Linked DNA regions of Homo sapiens: region 2 is linked to region 1. The links are chromatin loops, found by intact Hi-C in ENCODE. Cell type or tissue: breast epithelium. All regions are shown on one strand. Each heading gives the region's core, and the rest is flanking DNA. Links, peaks and the distances in the headings are about the cores only. Region 1 overlaps SH3GL1 (SH3 domain containing GRB2 like 1, endophilin A2). Region 2 overlaps TNFAIP8L1 (TNF alpha induced protein 8 like 1).

Region 1 (5,365 bases), core at 143-5,142:
CAGAACAAGTCAAGGGCTGAAAGTTCGGCTAAAAGTTTGTCTCTGACTCAGAATCCCGTGTTCACCAAAGACCAGTTGGGGCTCCGTGGGTGCTGATCGCCCTGCTTATCTGGGTGTGTGTTAAAGCCCAGCTCTGCAGTACTTAATTATATTCCAGGTGCCCCTAATAACAGCCTGTGAGTGCGAGATGAGGTGTCTCACCTTATGCCGCTCAGTTGAAGAAATTGGGGGCTGTCACATTTTGACACCCCAGACCTATCAAGCACACAGAGAACATGACACTGCTCACCCCACCCCTGGCCACCCAGGGGTGGCCGCTGTCACGTGCGCAGTGCACCTGAGGTCTGAGCTGGCAGCTGGGCCCCTCAGATGTCTGTGTGTGTGTCTGTTGCATTTTTTCCTCAAAGGAGAAACCTGCAGGTTGAGGCCCGTCCCGCTCAGACCTGCCTGTGTCTCTGTGTCCAGTGGACTTTAATCCAGGGGCCTAGGGTACAGCCAAGCCTTCACTGCTGCCTTAGCCCTTTTCCTCCTCCGTGATTGTTTCCAGTGTTTTGCAACTGATCTGATCTGGGGAAACGTCGTGTTTAATTTGGAGCATGCTGCCAACGTCCCCAGTAGGATTTCGGAGGCAGCCGCAGGTTTCGGCGCTGCCCGGGGCAGAGCTTAGAGGAGAAGCTCAGAGCGGCCTCCATGTTTCTCTTTTCCAAGCCCCTGAGGTCTTTAAGTGCCGGGAGGGTTGGAAGGGGAAGCATTGCCCCGGGGTGGGGGTGGGGTAGGTGTCAGGAGCTCAACAGGCTCTGGAGGCATCTCAGCAGGACCTGAGCTCTCCAACTCTAATGGCTTTTTAATGTGTGAGCTGAAGTGTCAGGGGGCGGTCTCTTCTGGTTCTTTTTCGAAGCTGTCCCTGGAAAGCGGATGAAAGAATGTGGTGGCCAGGGCTGCAGCGGGTTTCCCTCTCTCCCTTCTCTCCCCTCCTCTCCCTATCTCTCCCCCCTCTTCTTCCTCTCTTTCTGTTCTCACTCTTCCCTTGTCTTTCTCTCTGTCTCTCCCTTCTTTTGCCCTCTCACCTCTTCTTCCTCTCTCTCTGTCTGTCCTCTCCACACCTTCTTCCTGTCTGTCTGCCTGCCTGTCTCTCTCTTTCTCTATCTCTCGCCTTTTGCAGGGCTGGATTTGGCAAGCACTTTTCCTGAGCACTGCAGCTTGGTGCGTTTCTGCTCATTTCCTGTTAAGCAGTACCCAGGGCTCCCTGAACTCAGGCTCTGGGAGGACGGCCCTGTCTTCCTTTTCCTCTCCACTCCTAGAAAAACCTGCTGACCAGGCCCTGAGAGCAGGGTCACGGGGAGACCTCCTCACCACAGCAGGAAGATAGACGGACAGTTTCCTCCATTGGACCTGACTCAGCAGCGGCCCACTGACCGCCTGGGAGGGGGCTCCCGCCTAGCGGGCCGCAGTTCCACACCTGGGTAAGGGGACGAAGCACCCAGCAGGGGTCATGCCGCGTGTGACACAGTCTGTAGGGGCGGTGGTCATGGCAGATACTCAGAATCCAGATGGCATCAGGCCTGCGAGGGCATGGGGTGAGTGGGCCCACTCCCCTCCCTGGGCCGGGAACATGCGTCTCCTCTGCCCTGGCCCCCAAGTGGACAGCTCCCCACATGGTTTCATGCCAATGGGAGTGATTATTCCATTGCCGTTGCCACTGGAATATGAGCCCATTGCCGCCGGAGCCAGGCATTTGTGCTCATTGCTGCATCCCCAGTGTTTGGTTTACTGGCTGGCCTGCCCCAGGGAGCCGGTAAATATCACATGGAAGGACGGATGGGCCACCGTGGCCCCCACCCTACAGCGGATGGCCTCGTGTCGAGTTTGTGTGAGCACGCCCTAGAGGAAGAGAAGCAGGTCTCCACCTGGCCCAGGGTACAGTTCAAGCTCTCAGCCGAATTTCGGGAGCTTCTGGAGCCCCTGCCTTGGTCCCAGGTTTAAATGCTACTCTTCCCCTGCATGGGAACTCACACAGTCAGTCCCTCCCGCCCACCCTGTGTGGGGCCCTGTACTCTCCTGCCTCCTGTCCATGTCACCGGCCTCTCCTACCTCCCAACCTCATTTTCTCTCCACTTCCTGTCTGCCCTATAACGAACGCGTTTCTATCTCCCCTTATCCTTGGCATCTTCCGGGGATGCATGTGGGAACTGAGTTCTCAGCCCTTGGAGCTTCTGGCCTCGGGGTCCCCCACCCAGATGCCACACGCTGGTGTTCGTGTGAGGTGCTCTCCTCCCATCGGACGGCAGCTCCTGAGGCTGGGCTGTGCTCGGGCATGTGTGATGGGCCATGTTCTGCTGGGCACTGGCCTGCTGATGAGGTTGCCAGAGACGCCCCCTACAGAGGCTGAGCTAGAGGGCTCCTTCTCAGAGTGAGGGGCTGTCCTCCACAGGGCCCCTGTGGTGTCCCTGGTGGTGGCTCAACAGCAGCCCCTGGTCCGCTGGCCAGGCATCTGACCAGGCCGTGTCACAGCACCAGGGAGGCAGGTGGCTGACAAGGCCTCGGAGAACTCGGTTGGGAACAGGTCCGACTGCTCTGAAAAAATCAACAGCTCAGAGAGTGTCTCCTGTGGTTTAGGGTGTGTGTCCAGCTCCAGGGCTGCAGCTGACAGTCACCTGAACTTGGCCAGGTCCGAGGGCCTGACTGTGTCACAGGCAGTCTCTGACCCAGAGCCTGCCTGAGCAGGGTCCCTAAGAAGCCAAGCCCAGACGCCTGCTTCCCCCCTTGATCGAGGCCAGGCTGAAATGCACCTGCTGCTGCCCGGCTGGGCCGGTCTGCTCAGAGTTGGTGGTTCCCTGGCTTGAATGCTTCCCCAAACTAAACCACTCCCAGCCTCCAGAAACTGGCTCCCCAGCCCTGTTTGCCAAGATTCTTAGGACTTTTGCCATGGCTGGGCCTGGCCACCCATCCTGCAGCTCTCTCCCTGGCCTCTGTGCCCAGTTGCTGCAGTGACTTCTCTCTGATTGCCACAATAGGCCCTGCGGCTCCTCCCACTTCTCCCTGTGGATGGCCCCTTCTGTCTCTGAGCCTGCTGTCTCCTGTGCTTCCGCTGCCCCTCTCTGTACCTGTCTTCTAAGCCTGCGTCCCCTGTCCCAGCGTTCAAATGTGACACTCCCACGACTCGCAGACCACAGCAGGCAGCTGGCCAGCGGTGATGCCCTGAAATGACAGCCAGGGTTCATCGCCTGTCCTTCAGCTTGAACCCATTAGCTGATTCGGCCTCTTTCCTCTTAAATTACTTTTATTTTATCACTTTTAAAATGTATTTTAAAGGGGATCGTGGTATTTTTCCTTGCTCAATAACAGTAACTGGAATAGGCCGGACACGATGGCTCACACCTGTAATCCCAGCACTTTGGGAGGCCGAGGCAGGTGGATCACAAGGTCAGGAGTTTGAGACTAGACTGGCCAACATGGTGAAACCCCATCTCTACTAAAAATACAAAAATTAGCTGGGCGTGGGTGGCGCATGGCTGTAATCCCAGCTACTCAGGAGGCTGAGGCGGGAGAATCGCTTGAACTCAGGAGGCAGAGGTTGCAGTGAGCTGAGATCGCGCCAGTGCACTCCAGCCTGGCGACAGAGCGAGACTCTGTCTCAAAAAAACAAAAACAAAAACAAACAAAATTCGTCGGGCGTAGTAATGCATATCTGTAATCCCCGCTACTCGGGAGGCTGAGGCAGGCGAATCGCTGGAACCTGCGAGGTGAAGGTTGCCTTGAGCCAAGATAGCACCACTGCACTCTGCCTCAAAAACAAAACAACACAAAAAACCCCGCACAGTAAGTGGAATAACAAATACAACAGCAGCAAAACAATAGAGTGAAATTTTGCTGGATACCCCACCCCTGAGCCTGAGGTGTGCTCTCTTGTGAAAGAGCTGTTCGGGCTGGACGTGGTGATTCTTGCCTGTAATCCCAGCACTTAGGGAGGCTGAGGCAGGATTGCTTTAGCCCAGTTGTTCAAGCCCATTTGGGCAACACAATGAAACCCCGTCTGTACAAAAAATTAAATTAGCCAGTCATAGCGGTGCACACCTGTAGCCCAGCTACTTGGTAGGCTGAGGTGGGAGGATCACTTAAGTCCAGGAGTTTGAGGCTGCGGTGAGCTATCATCATGCCGCTGCCCTCCAGCCTGGGCAACAGAGCAAGACCCTGCCTAAAAAAAACAAAAACAAAGCCTGTACTATAGTAGTGCCCACCTGGAAGTTCCTTCTTGCCAGAATAAGAAATACAGAAGAGGGGCCAGGCGCGGTGGCTCATGCCTGTAATCCCAGCACTTTGGGAGGGCGAGGCGGGCAGATCACGAGGTCAGGAGATCGAGACCATCCTGGCTAACACGGTGAAACCGTGTCTCTGCTAAAAATACAAAGAATTAACTGGATGTGGTGGCGGGCACCTGTAGTCCCAGCTACTCGGGAGGCTGAGCCAGGAGTATGGCGTGAACCCGGGAGGCAGAGCTTGCAGTGAGCCAAGATTGCACCACTGCACTCCAGCCTGGGCGACAGAGCAAGACTCCATCTCAAAAGAAAAAGAAAAAGAAATACAGAAGGGGAATTGCAGCGGAGTTGTGTTCTGACCACGTGATTCACGTGCCTTATGCTTGTGTTAGCTGCCACGCTGTGGGAAATGCCTCACGGAAGGCACGTTGCCTTTTCCCTTGGGGCCCACCGCCATGCCCTCTGCAGTCTCGCCTCTTAGGATCGGGGGATCCTGCACACTGGGATTTGGGCTCAGGAAAGAGGGCTGATGGGTTGGTAACAGCCAGGTCCTGAGTGCCTGGGGAAAGGCATGGAAGCTGGAGACCCAGCAGTCAGCATTCTTAAGGAGTTCCCAAACATTGTTGGGCACGGTGGCTCGTGCCTGTAATCCCAGCTCTGAGGGAGGCAGAGGCAGGAGGAGCGCTTGAGCCCGGGAGTTTGAGATCTGCCTGGGCAGTATAGCAAGACCCTGTTCTCCAAAAAAAAAAAAAAAAAAGTGAAAAAGAAATAAAAAAAAAAAAGAGTTCCCAAACATCACCCAAGCAGTAATGCAAATATCTTCCTCCAGGACACCCCCATCCAGCCCTGCGTGCTGGAAGCAGAACTGCTGACTGATTATTTTTCTGCTGTCATTTCGGGACTTTGCCCCAGCACTAAGCAGAGACCCTTATTCTCAGGAAGCCCCCTGCGGAAGGAAGCTCTGGGAACTTTCTGCCCGCCCTCGCCGCAATCCCTTGCCACCCGCCTCTGTGGGATGAGGCCCCACAGCTGACTCAGGCAGGCATCCATCAGCCTAACAGCCTCACTCATCAGAGTCCCGATTGTTTGAAACAGATGGGCAGCCCTGG
Region 2 (5,365 bases), core at 134-5,133, 270 kb before region 1:
TCCCAACAGCTTCTCAGTTCCCACTTCCTGCTGAGCTCTTCTGGACTCAGGATCGCAGATCCGGGGCACAAAGAGGGTGGGGAACATGGGGGCTATGCTGGGGAAAGCAGCCATGCTCCCCCCGACCTCCAGCCGAGCATCCTTCATGAGCCTGCAGAACTGCTTTCCTATGTTTACCCAGGGGACCTCCTTTCAGATGAACTGGGAAGAGATGAAATGTTTTTTCATATTTAAATAAATAAGAACATTAAAAAGCAACCCCACAGCCTGGGCCCTCCCGGCTGGCCGTTGCGGGTCAGGAGCTCAGACGCGGCTGACACTGCCCCACCGTGGGCGGGTGGGCGGTGTCTCTGGGTGGGACTTCTCTGCAGGCATCAAAGCGCTAGATCCCAAGGTGGCTGTATGTGAACTTGCCCCCTTCCCCCCTTGGCACTCGCTGTCCCTGGGTCCCCCACATGTTGTGAATTCACACCCGGGTTTCTGTGGCTGCCACAGGCCCCAGCGCGGGAGGATGTTCCAAGGCCGACCTGCTCTCTGCAGCCTGGGGCATTGGTTTCCCTTAGTTTGTTTTTCTTTTGAGACAGGGTCTTCTCCTGTCACCCAGGCTGAAGTGTAGTGGTGTAACACGGCTCACTGCAACCTCCACCTCCTGGGCTCAAGCGATCTTGCCACCTCAGCCTTCCAAGTAGCTGGGACTACAGGCACACGCCACCATGCCCGGCTAATTTTTGCATCTTCTTTTGATAGAGACAGCGTTTTGCCATGTTGCTCAGGCTGGTTTCGAACTGAGCTCAAGCAATCCACCTGTCTCGGCCTCCCAAAGTGCTGGGATTACAGGCATGAGCCACTGTGGCCAGCCTCCCGTAGTTTTTTGAAGCTGGGTTGCAACAGTGACTAAAAAACAAAAACAGACCAGACAGGATGGTTTACGCCCGTGAATCCCCGCACTTCGGGAGGCCAAGGTGGGAGAATCTCTTGACACCAGGAGTTCAAGACCAGCTTAGGCAACATAGCAAGACCCCCATCTCTACCAAAAAATAAATAATTTTAAAATTAGCCAGGTGTGGTGGGGCACACCTGTAATCCCAGCCACTCAGGAGCCTGAGGCAGGAGAATCGCCTGAACCCAGGAGTCCAAGGCAGCAGTGAGCCAAGATCGCGCCACTGCAGTCCAGCCTGGGCCACAGAGTGACACCTTGTCTCAAAAGAAAAAGAACCAGCCAGCCTTGACTTCCCAGCACACACTTGATGCCACCACATGAGGAAAGGACTGACGGCCGCACACATCAGCGGGAAGGGCCCCTAGACCAAGAATGGCAGTGCTCTGAGGTCTGAAGACCCCCCCGCCAAGGCCAGGAGGCTTTCCAGCTCTTGACTCTGAGGCTCCACGGGGCCCAGAAGATGAGCACGACAGGGTTGCCAGGGCCTCCTGTGCAGAAAAGGCCGTGGGAAACAGTGCCTACCACCAGTACCCTGGCCAAGGTAGGGGGACTCTCTCCTGGTCAGCTGGGATTCGCCCACAGCTTCTGGATCCCTGGCTGTCATCAAGGATGATGCCCGGGTGGCCTGATGCACCAGCATACATCAGGGCATCTCGGGACACACAGGAGCTTCCCCTCTGACCTTACGTGTGCATATGTGTGCTTTTTTTTTTTTTTTTTGGACAGGATCTTGCTCCATCACCCAGGCTGGAGTGCAGTGGTGCGATCTCGGCTCACCGCAGCCTCAACCTCCTGGGTCCAAGCCATCCTTCCAGATAGCTGGGACCACATGTGCATGCCACCCTGACTGGCTATAATTTTTTATTTTTTTATTCTGTTTCTGAGACCAAGTCTCACTCTGTTGCCCAGGCTGGAATGCAGTGGCACGATCTCATCTCACTGCAACCTCCGCCTCCCAGGTTCAAGTGATTCTCCTGCCTCAGCCTCCCAAGTAGCTGGGATTACAGGCACCCGCCGCCATGCCCAGCTAATTTTTGTACTTTTTAGTACAGATGGGGTCTCACCATCTTGGCCAGGCTGGTCTTGAACTCCTGACCTCAGGTGATCTGCCTGCCTCAGCCTCCCAAAGTGCTGGGATGACAGGCGTGAGCCACTGCACTTGGCCTTATATATATATATTTTTAGAGATAGGGTCTCGCTATGTTGCCCAGGGTGGTCTTGAACTCCTTGGCTCAAGTGATCCTCCTGCCTCGGCCTCCCAAAGCACTAGGTTTAACTGACATGAGCCACTGCGCCCAGGCTGGTGTGTGCTTTTATTTAAATTGTTCCGCAGTCCTATTTGGTTTGTTTCCTTTAATTAAATCTCAAATTTACAAGAGTCCAGACTGTCTGGACAGCCCAACAGGGACACAGAGAGTTTTACACACTGATGTCTCAACAGCACAGGGTTCCATCGGGACTTCGTGAGAAAATCAGGATCCATGTACGTTCTTGAAGAGCTGTCTCTCGGCCTAAGATAAGTGGAGAAGGTTGCCTTGGAAGCGTGGGGTAGAGGTAGGAACAGCTGGCTCTCTGGCCAAGGCCTTTGGCTTTTTCGCGGAAGCAAAAACCGAACCACGGGAAGGCTGCTCCGAGTCTGGGGTCAGAATTTCCTATCAGTGAGTGCAGCAGGCCAGGGAGAGGCGAAAGGGAGTGGAGAGGACTGTGGTGAAAGGGAGAGGGGCGGCCCCTGCACAGCTTCACCAGGCGTCAGTGCAGGCTCAGACGGCCGGACTGGCGAGTTTTCAAGAGAAACTCCAAATCCAGACAGGTGTGTGTGATCTCTTGGTTTTAAATGCAGACAAATTCCAAATGTCTCAAATACTGAATGGAGCCAGCTAGACCTACCTTCTCACCAAGTAAGGCCCACAGGCCCCTGCCGCAACCTCTACCCTCCACAGACAAGGTTCTGCAAAACAGTCATGGGACCTTGTTTCACCTCCCCCACAGGCACCCAAAATAACCTTCCTGACCTGCAGCAGCATTTTGCAATCTTTGAGAACCCCTGCCCCCTGCTGACAAACAAAAATGGCAAATAGACTCCCCCACACCACGCCTCCACGCCCTGAGCTGAGAATCGCCCGCATCTCGTGGGTGGTACCAGAGCCAAGACGACAGCCAAGCTTTGCTTTCTCAGCTCTGTCTTATAAAAGCAACATGGTTGGCTGGTTGGTTGCTGATTCTCCAAATATGAAATCACGATATTACAATGTGCACACTTTGTGAGGCCGAGGTAGGTAGGTCGCTTGAGCCCAGGAGTTCGAGACCATCCTGGGCAACATGGTGAGACCTTCTGTCTACAAAAAATACAAAGATTAGCCGGGTGTGCTCGTGCACACCTGTAGTCCCAGCTACCCGGGGCTGAGGTGGGAGGATCACTTGAGCCTGGAAGGAAGGGGCTGCAATGAGCCGAGATTTCACCACTGCACTCCAGCCTGGGTGACACAGCGAGACTTTGTCTCAAAACAATAAATAAATAAAATGTGCACACATCTCAGGTGGGTCCCCCCTCACCCCTGGGAGGTGGGCACGCTCCGTCCCCTCCCATGTGGCAGTCCCTGGATTGGAGCAGTTTCCCCTCCCGACCCAGGGCAGAGGTCTCCAGCTTCACGGAGGCATCCTGGCTGAACGTGCCAGCATTCACTGGAGCCTTCTTGAGTGGGGGCTTCCAGTACCACATCCTGTGGACTGAGGGGCTTCACGCACATTTATTCTCATTCAGTTCTCTGGGCCGCAAGTCTGAGATGAAGGTGTGGCCAGGGCTAGGTCCCTCCAAGGCTGAAGGGGATCTGCCCTGGGCCTCTCCCAGCTCCTGGTGGTGGCCGGCATCATTGGCCTTCCTTGCATGCATGTCTGTGTCCAAATACTTTTTTTTTTCTTTCTAAGACAGAGTCCCACTCTCACCCAAGCTGGAGTGCAGTGGCATGATCATCGGTCACTGCAGCCTCTTAACTCCTGGGCTCAAGTGATCTTCCCTCGTCATCTCTCAAGTAGCTGGGATTATACGTGTGCACCACCACAGTCACTTTTTTTTTTTTTTTTTTTTTTTTTTTTGAGACGAGTCTCGCTCTGTCACCAGGCTGAAGTGCAGTGGTGCAATCTCGGCTCACTGCAACCTCCGCCTCCCTGCAACCTGCGCCTCCCAGGTTCAAGCGATTCTCCTGCCTCAGCCTCCCAAGTAGCTGGGACTACAGGCACGCAACACCATGCCCGGCTAATTTTTGTATTTTTAGTAGAGACGGGGTTTCACCATGTTGGCCAGGATGGTCTCGATCTCTTGACCTTGTGATCTGCCCGCCTCAGCCTCCCAAAGTGCTGGGATTACAGGTGTGAGCCACCACGCCCGGCCCACCACGATAATTTTTTTTTTGTAGAGACGAGGGTCTCACCATGTTGCCCAGACTGGTCTTGAACTTCTGAGTTCAAGCAATCTTCCTGCCTCGGCCTCCCAAAGTGCTGGAATTAGAGTAGTGAGCCACTGCACGTGGCCTCAATCCCCCACTCCCCCGCTTCTTTTTTTGAGACAGAGTCTTGCTCTGTCACCCAGGCTGGAGTGCAGTGGCACAATCTCGGCTCACTGCAACCTCCTCCTCCTGGTTCAAGTGATTATCCTGCCTCAGCCTCCCGAGTAGCTGGGACTACAGGCATGTGCCACCATGCCCAGCTAATTTTTTGTATTTTCAGTAGAGATGGGGTTTCACCGTGTTAGCCAGGATGGTCTCGATCTCCTGACCTCGTGATCCGCCCGCCTCAGCCTCTCAAAGTGCTGGGATTACAGGCGTGAGCCACCGCGCCCTGCCCCAGGCCCCCTTTTTTTAAGGACCCCAGTCCTTGAATTGGGGCCCACCCTACTCCAAGATGAGATCATCTGAACTAATTCCATCTGTAATGATCCTATTTCCAAATCAGATCATCTTCTGAGGTCCTGGGGGTTAGGACGTGAGTTTATGGAAGGGGGGGTGCCGCGACTTGCCCCCTAACACTTCCCTTCCCCCAGTTCACCGTGTGAACCCGTAGTCCTTGTGCGAGGGATGAAAATCCCAGGCGACATGATCCAAGTGGGAGGCAGCAGCTTTTGGCTTTTACATCAAGCGACCCAGGGGTCGGCGTGGCCCAGAAAGTACAAACGGGTGAAAGGTGGTCCCCAGAGTAGGGCCCCAAATTCCTCTCCCCATTGGGCGGGGGCCAGGAGGAGAGGTGACATTGGTGTTTGAAACAGCTGCTACAGATGCCTCAGCATCCTCTCAAAGGAGACAGGTCACCCATCTGTCTAGGGGAGTTTGGCCGGAGTCCGATTGGGAGAAAAGAGGTGGAAAAAAACCCACAAACCCCACCCGCGCCCAGCAGGAGAGCCCCAAAAGGCGCGAGGGGCGCGGTTGGGCGGCG

The links. A loop is a pair of places that touch in the nucleus more often than their neighbours do. Peaks named below come from ENCODE experiments on the same cell type or tissue, not always from the same donor. Only the 100,000 strongest peaks of a DNase experiment are listed, where the experiment ranks them.
Region 2: a loop joins it to region 1, with 4 times the contacts of the local background. A loop is called at or near these places in 1 of 110 quality-filtered maps.

Annotation. Positions count from the first base shown.
Region 1 is chr19:4,386,150-4,391,514 of GRCh38, reverse strand. The region is part of intron 1 of SH3GL1 (SH3 domain containing GRB2 like 1, endophilin A2); the gene reads left to right. Among named protein-coding and RNA genes, the nearest start is that of SH3GL1, 12 kb to the left of the region's middle. RefSeq lists enhancers at 288-896, 897-1,503, 1,504-2,111, 4,530-5,030. In breast epithelium, for the core only: CTCF peaks have their summits at 3,032 and 5,088; DNase peaks (open chromatin) are centred at 2,574 and 2,924; H3K4me3 peaks cover 2,163 bases; H3K27ac peaks cover 4,280 bases.
Region 2 is chr19:4,652,438-4,657,802 of GRCh38, reverse strand. It overlaps TNFAIP8L1 (TNF alpha induced protein 8 like 1), which reads right to left. Exons shown (of 2, transcript NM_152362.3): 2 at 2,235-5,365. MYDGF (myeloid derived growth factor) reads left to right here. Exons shown (of 6, transcript NM_019107.4): 6 at 1-258. Among named protein-coding and RNA genes, the nearest start is that of MYDGF, 15 kb to the left of the region's middle. RefSeq lists a silencer at 3,022-3,071. In breast epithelium, for the core only: no CTCF peak of the experiment used is centred there; no DNase peak of the experiment used is centred there.